Linked DNA regions of Homo sapiens: region 2 is linked to region 1. The links are chromatin loops, found by intact Hi-C in ENCODE. Cell type or tissue: CD4-positive, alpha-beta T cell. All regions are shown on one strand. Each heading gives the region's core, and the rest is flanking DNA. Links, peaks and the distances in the headings are about the cores only. Region 1 has its middle 35 kb from the start of OTUD6A. Region 2 has its middle 6.2 kb from the start of EFNB1.

Region 1 (2,904 bases), core at 129-2,628:
CTCAAAAAACAAACAAACAGACAAACACACAAACAAAAAACAAAAGCAAAAAATAACTGTACCATGATGCTACTTCCTTCTCTGTCCCTGGATCTTCTTTCTTTTTCAGGCAAGCTCTTGGCAGTTTCTTCCTCTGAAAAAAAAATCCGTGGACTTCATCCCTTTATCTCCATCCCAAATACAACTTCTCCAGTCTAAGCTCAGCTCATCTTTCACCTGCCTCCAGTTTCTGTCTTCCTTCAAGGCAGCTGGACTGCCAGGTCATCAGTTGCATCCATCCAATTCCTTGCTTAGAACTCTTTGATGGCTCTCCACTGCCCCCACCAGATCAAGTCCAGTCTCCTTCACCTGGCACATGAGGTCCTTTGTGATCTGGTCCCTGCTTATCTGTCTGTATTTCTTGTCACTTCTCCCACAAGAAACATGCAATTCATACTTACTTACAGTTCCTGGAATGACTGTGAGTAGCTACCATTTCACACCTCTCTTTATTTGCACATACCATTATTCCTGCAACGCTCTTTCCAGCTTGACTAGCGTAATTTGACCTGTCTTACAACCTGTGGCTGAACCGTGATCTTTTTTGTGAAGCTTTCCTTGATCTCCCATCTTTTCTTGGCTTCAGCCTTCTAGCCATCTAGTCGGCGCCCTCCTCAAACTCCCTGGCAAGTTCCTGCTATGCCTGGTCTTGTTTATTCCCACTTTTGCCCTTCATTTTTCTTCAAGTGAGCTTTATTCTACACCAAACACTCTACTTATGTTGTATGCGTGTTATCACATTGAATCTTCACATCCACCCGGTGAGTTTGATGCCATTATTATCCCCATTTTACAGCTGACAAAACCGAGGCTTGAATATCTATGTTAGTTGCTCAACATCACCCAAGATACAAGGTTAATAAGTGGCATAGTGGAGATCAAACCCAGGTTGACACAAAAGGCTTAATCATGGTGCTAGAGTCCCTAGCCTTTACCGAGTTGAGGGGTGCAGTAACCCTGGGAGAGGCTTGCTGAAGCTGGGCAGAAGTGGAGGTGAAATCTCCTTAGGGCCATGTGTCCTGATGTCCTAGAGGCTACAGTTACTTTGGGGCAGCCCAATGGCCAGTATATGGCTTCTTCCATCTGAGACAGAGAGCAGGCTGTGGCAGGAACAAGGTAGTACCTTTCTAAGGATAAAAAGATGCAAAGTTGGTCCAGTCGCAGTGGCTCATGCCTGTAATCCCATCACTTTGGGAGGCGGAAGTGGGTGGATCACTTGAGGTCAGGCGTTCGAGACCAGTCTGGCCAACATGGTGAAACCCCATCTCTAATGAAAATACAAAAATTAGCTGGGTGTGGTGGGACGCACCTGTAGTCCCAGCTACTCAGAAGCCTGAGGCACAAGAATCGCTTAAACCCAGGAGGCAGAGGTTGCAGTGAGCTGAGATCGCACCACTGTACTCCAGCCTGGGCAACAGAGTGAGACTCCGTCTCAAAAAAAAAAAAAAAAGTTTTAAATACTGAAGCTGCCTACTTTAAGAGCTCTCACAAAATCCTCTAGCCATGCCTAGGCAGAGAAGGTCAAAATGTCCTGGGCAAGACTGACAGGCAGCAAAGAGAAGGCAAAGGGAAGCAAATGAGACAGAAGTTAGGCTCCAACTGCCACCTGGTGGCCAGCCTTAGAGAAGCAAGTGGATGGTTCTAGGGTCGCAAGCTTAGGACACAAGCCAAGGGCCAGAGAGGCTGCTCAGGTGAGCTGGGCCTTGGCTCACGGCATTCATTCATTCATTCACTCACTCACATATTCATCCATCCATCTATCTATTCATTTCTTCATTCATTTAAAAAGGTATATTATACTAGACAGACACAGCACTGGGAATACAGCAGTGAACAAAAACAAAAATTCCTGCTCTCATTGAGCTCATACTGCAGTGGTAGGAGACAGAGCAAAAAAGTCCATGACATTGTGTTTTAGATGGTGATGAGTGCCATGGAGAGAAAGTGGGGAAAGGGGAGGAGCAGAGGCTTTGCCATTTTAAATAAAGCCTCACTCAGAAGGTGAAATTTGATAAAAGACTTGAAGGAAGAAGGAAGGGAGGTAGCCATGAGGATGTCTGTGCGAAGCAGATTCTGGGTTAAAGAAACAGTCTGTGAAAGCCCCAAAAGTAGGAGCATGTGTTATGTGACTGAGGATCGGTCAGGCCAGTGTGGCTGGAGCAGAGTGAACAAGGAGGAGAGTAATAGGAGACAGTCACGGGGAAGCAGGCAGGAGTTCAATCATGTGGGGCTCAGGAGGCATATTTTATATACTGAGTGACAGATAGGAAGCCAGGGGAGGGTGACTTGCCCAGGGTCACCCAAGCTAGCAAGTGGTACTAGGCATTCTGTCTCAAAGGCCTGAGCTCTGTGGTTCTCACAGGGATAGACAAACAGACCAGTGGGACAGAAAAGAGAACTCAGAAATAGACGTATACATATCTGCCCAACTGATTTTTTGACAAAGGTACAAAAGCAATTCAATGGAGGAGAAGGATATTCTTTCCAGCCATTAAATTGTCTAGTGGTTTATTTTTTTATTTTGTTTTATTTTATTTTTTTTTTTGCCTAGGGTTGTCTAATGCTCTAGAGCTGGGCAGAAGTGGAGGTGAAATCTCTTTGGGGCCATGTGTCCTGATGTCCTAGAGACTACAGTTACCTTGGGGCAGCCCAGTGGCCAGTATCTGGCTATCTAATTGCTCTAGAGCATTAGACAACCATAGGTAAAAAAATAAACCCTGAACTAAACCTCATACCTTATACAAAAATGAACTCAACATGGATCACAGGCTTAAAAGTAAAATACAGAACTATAAAACTTTTAGTTTTTAGAAAAAAATAAGAGAAAAGCTTTGGGACCCCGGGCTAGGCAAAAACTTTCTAGGC
Region 2 (2,904 bases), core at 243-2,742, 1.3 Mb before region 1:
AACACCTCAGACCCCCACAGTGGGCTCTTTTCCTTACTAGCCAGAGCTGACTCTTCACACCAACGACTACTAAGAACTGAGTGACTGAAAGAGAGTCTCAGGTGAGTGGCTTCCATGGGGAGGGGAGAAGGTAAGGGCGACCTGCCTCAGTTTCCTCCAAGATCACCAGGTTGGAGAGAGACAAAATGTCTCAGGGAGCCATGGACAAGAGTGAGGGTGGGGTTGGTGAGCCCTCTACTCAAACGTGCTTGTTGGTTTGGGATTGGTGGCTAACTGGAAATGGCATGTGGTGAGGGGAAGTGACTTGAGTGTCTCTCTCATCTCTTTAAGTCTCAGGTCCTGGAACCTGCCAGGGTCAGGGGAGGCCCAGCAGTGTTTGTGAACTGGACTCACCTATGCTTATTCCTGGGAGAGACTGGCAGGATCTCTGTTGGAATCTCCCTCTTCGGTCCTGGATTCTTGACTTTTTCACGCATCTGATGTCTGTAGGAGTGTCCTAATTAGCTATAGCCTCTGTGTGTGACAGGATCTGGGAGACTGCTCATCTGGCCTGGGCAATCTGTCCTTCTGTCAAATGGTGAAACCAGAGAAGACTTTCCCTGAGATGAGGAGAGGGGAGCAGGAGGAAGGATGCAGAGCTAGTCCCTCCATGTTCCATGGAGCATACAAGTCTTTGCTGTGGCCAACACCATTCCTTGACATCAGGGGCTGAGCTGCAGTCATCTCCGTGTCCCTCCCAGGAATAAAGGCTGTGTCTGGCATGTGGCTGATGTAGATATTTGTGGCTTGGAGCCAGAGAGACCTGCATAAAACTTTGGGTTCTGTTGCTTACTGGATGGGAGACACTATTTAAGTCACTTGGCTTCTGAGTGCACCAGTTTCCTCGTCTGTATATAGAATGAGTTTCTTATGAGAAAATGGATACAAACAATCTGGAATGTAGTAGGTGCTCAATAAATAGTGGCTGTCACTACCACTACCGCTGCCATCATCACCATCACCATTAGCATCTGTGGAGTGCCTCCTGTATGCCCATCCTTATGCTTGGCCTTGATGCATAAAGATAAAGGAGAAGCAGTCAGTGGTTTCTGCCCCAGGTTAGTATCTAGTGAGACAGCTAAGATGTACACAAATAATGAAAATCCAAGTGGAGATCTCGGGCAGTACAGTCAGAATATGGAGCTCAAAGAGAGGAACAGTCCCTGTGGGCTAGGGCCTTCCAGGAAGGCTGTCCAGAGGAGGTGGGTGCTCAGGCAGGCCTGAATAGATTAACTTCCAGTGTCTGGAGGGAGGATAGGGAGAAACGAGGGCGTTCCTGGCTTAGCTCAGCCCAGGCCAGCACCGGAAGCTGGCCGTGTCCCGGTCTTCTGTTCGGCTGCTGGGGGCGAGGCTCAGTGCTGGTTCAGCTTTAGGGATGCAAATACTTAGCTGGCCATCAGAGGTCGACAGAGTTTGAGAAATAGGCAGGCTACTAGGGAGCGGAAAAGATTGCTTGGGGACTCCACCACTTTGATTCAATAACCTGTCTCTTTTCCTCACCTCTTTTACTGCCTCTTTTCCTCACCTCTAAGATCACACCCTCTCCCTCCCTGGTCTTTGGAGCCCTAATTCCTTCAGGCACTAAGTTAGTGCAGAAGCTCCCAAACTTCCTGTATTCTGCACCTCTGCCAGGGACACCGATCCCAGGAGGAAAGTTCCCTCCCTCTCCACACCCCACCCTTCCCAGTTAAGGCAGGGGCTGCCGCAGGCTCTGCTTTGTGTCCTGGAGAAAGGCTGTGGAAGAAAAACAAGCCAGGCCAGGGAGATTGATGTTCCTCTGAGGGGCTGGCTTCCTGGCGAGGAAGATGCTGAGTGGTTTGTCAATCGAGGTTTGTCAGGGCCTCAGCCTCACCCCAACACTTCTTTGGGCAGCCCTGGAGAGGAGGATGTCTGGTGGGGGTGGGGCGGGGAAGGCTTGGTTGAGAGACTAAAGGCTTAGAGACTGGGCCCTTACCAGGACCTTCCTCATTGAAGGTGGGAAGGAAGGTCTCTAAACCAAGATAGACTAAATTGTGAGTGGGGAGGGGAGGTGTCAGACATCCTGGCTGGGTTGGCTGAGGGGCAGCTGGAGGGTGGTGGGCCTGGGTGCCATATATCTGCCAGTGGTTATCTGGCCAGCTGGGTCCAGCCCCTATTCTGTCCTCGGGATGCCCCAAGAGGCTCGTGGTCTCTCTCCTGGTAGGCCTGGGGTTATCAGCCAAGAAAGCCCAGAACCTGACCCTTTAACCTCCATGGTTGGGTGGGAGGCAGGATGCTAGCTCGGAGTCCAGAGAGGGCTCAGAGCTAGGGGGCTGGAGCACTGAGGAAGCAGCTTGTCCTTCCCTCTGCTCCTCGGTTGCCCAAATGCACTCTCGGCTTGGGGTGTTCCTCCATAGGAACTTTATTCCCGGTGTTTGTGGGGCCTGACGTGTCTAGTGTGTTCACTCGGGAACCAGGAGGAGGACCTGGCAAAGATGCATCCCATCGCCCTCCCCCAGGCCCACTGGCCCTCTGAGATGAGGAGCTAGGCTGGGGTCAGTGACAGATGAGGACAGGTGCTGCTCCCTTCCCTCGAATTCCTGTGCCCCTGACAGTGATGAATGGCCCAGCCTAGCCTTGCACATTCTCCAGGTAACCAGAGCAAGAGAGCAACAGGCTTACCCTTACCTAGGCTGCCTCCTGCTGGGCTGGAGAGCAGAGGACAGGGGCACTACTGGAGGAAACTGAGCCTAGATCAGTGAAACCCAGCAGGGCAGGGGTTTCTGAAGATGAGGCCTCTGAGGGCCCAGGGTCCCAGCTGCCCTTCAGAGGCTTGTCCACCTGTTATGCACACCAAGCCATGCTCTGGCTCTCAGATGCCCTATTTCAGGCTCTTACAGGGACAGG

The links. Hi-C counts contacts between places; a loop is a spot of excess contacts. Peaks named below come from ENCODE experiments on the same cell type or tissue, not always from the same donor. Only the 100,000 strongest peaks of a DNase experiment are listed, where the experiment ranks them.
Region 2: a loop joins it to region 1, with 8 times the contacts of the local background. A loop is called at or near these places in 15 of 110 quality-filtered maps.

What each region holds. Positions count from the first base shown.
Region 1 is chrX:70,095,929-70,098,832 of GRCh38, forward strand. No RefSeq gene overlaps it. Among named protein-coding and RNA genes, the nearest start is that of OTUD6A, 35 kb to the left of the region's middle. In CD4-positive, alpha-beta T cell, for the core only: a CTCF peak has its summit at 1,658 (motif pointing left); a DNase peak (open chromatin) is centred at 1,643.
Region 2 is chrX:68,821,407-68,824,310 of GRCh38, forward strand. No RefSeq gene overlaps it. Among named protein-coding and RNA genes, the nearest start is that of EFNB1, 6.2 kb to the right of the region's middle. RefSeq lists enhancers at 1,735-2,235, 2,236-2,736. In CD4-positive, alpha-beta T cell, for the core only: no CTCF peak of the experiment used is centred there; a DNase peak (open chromatin) is centred at 1,435.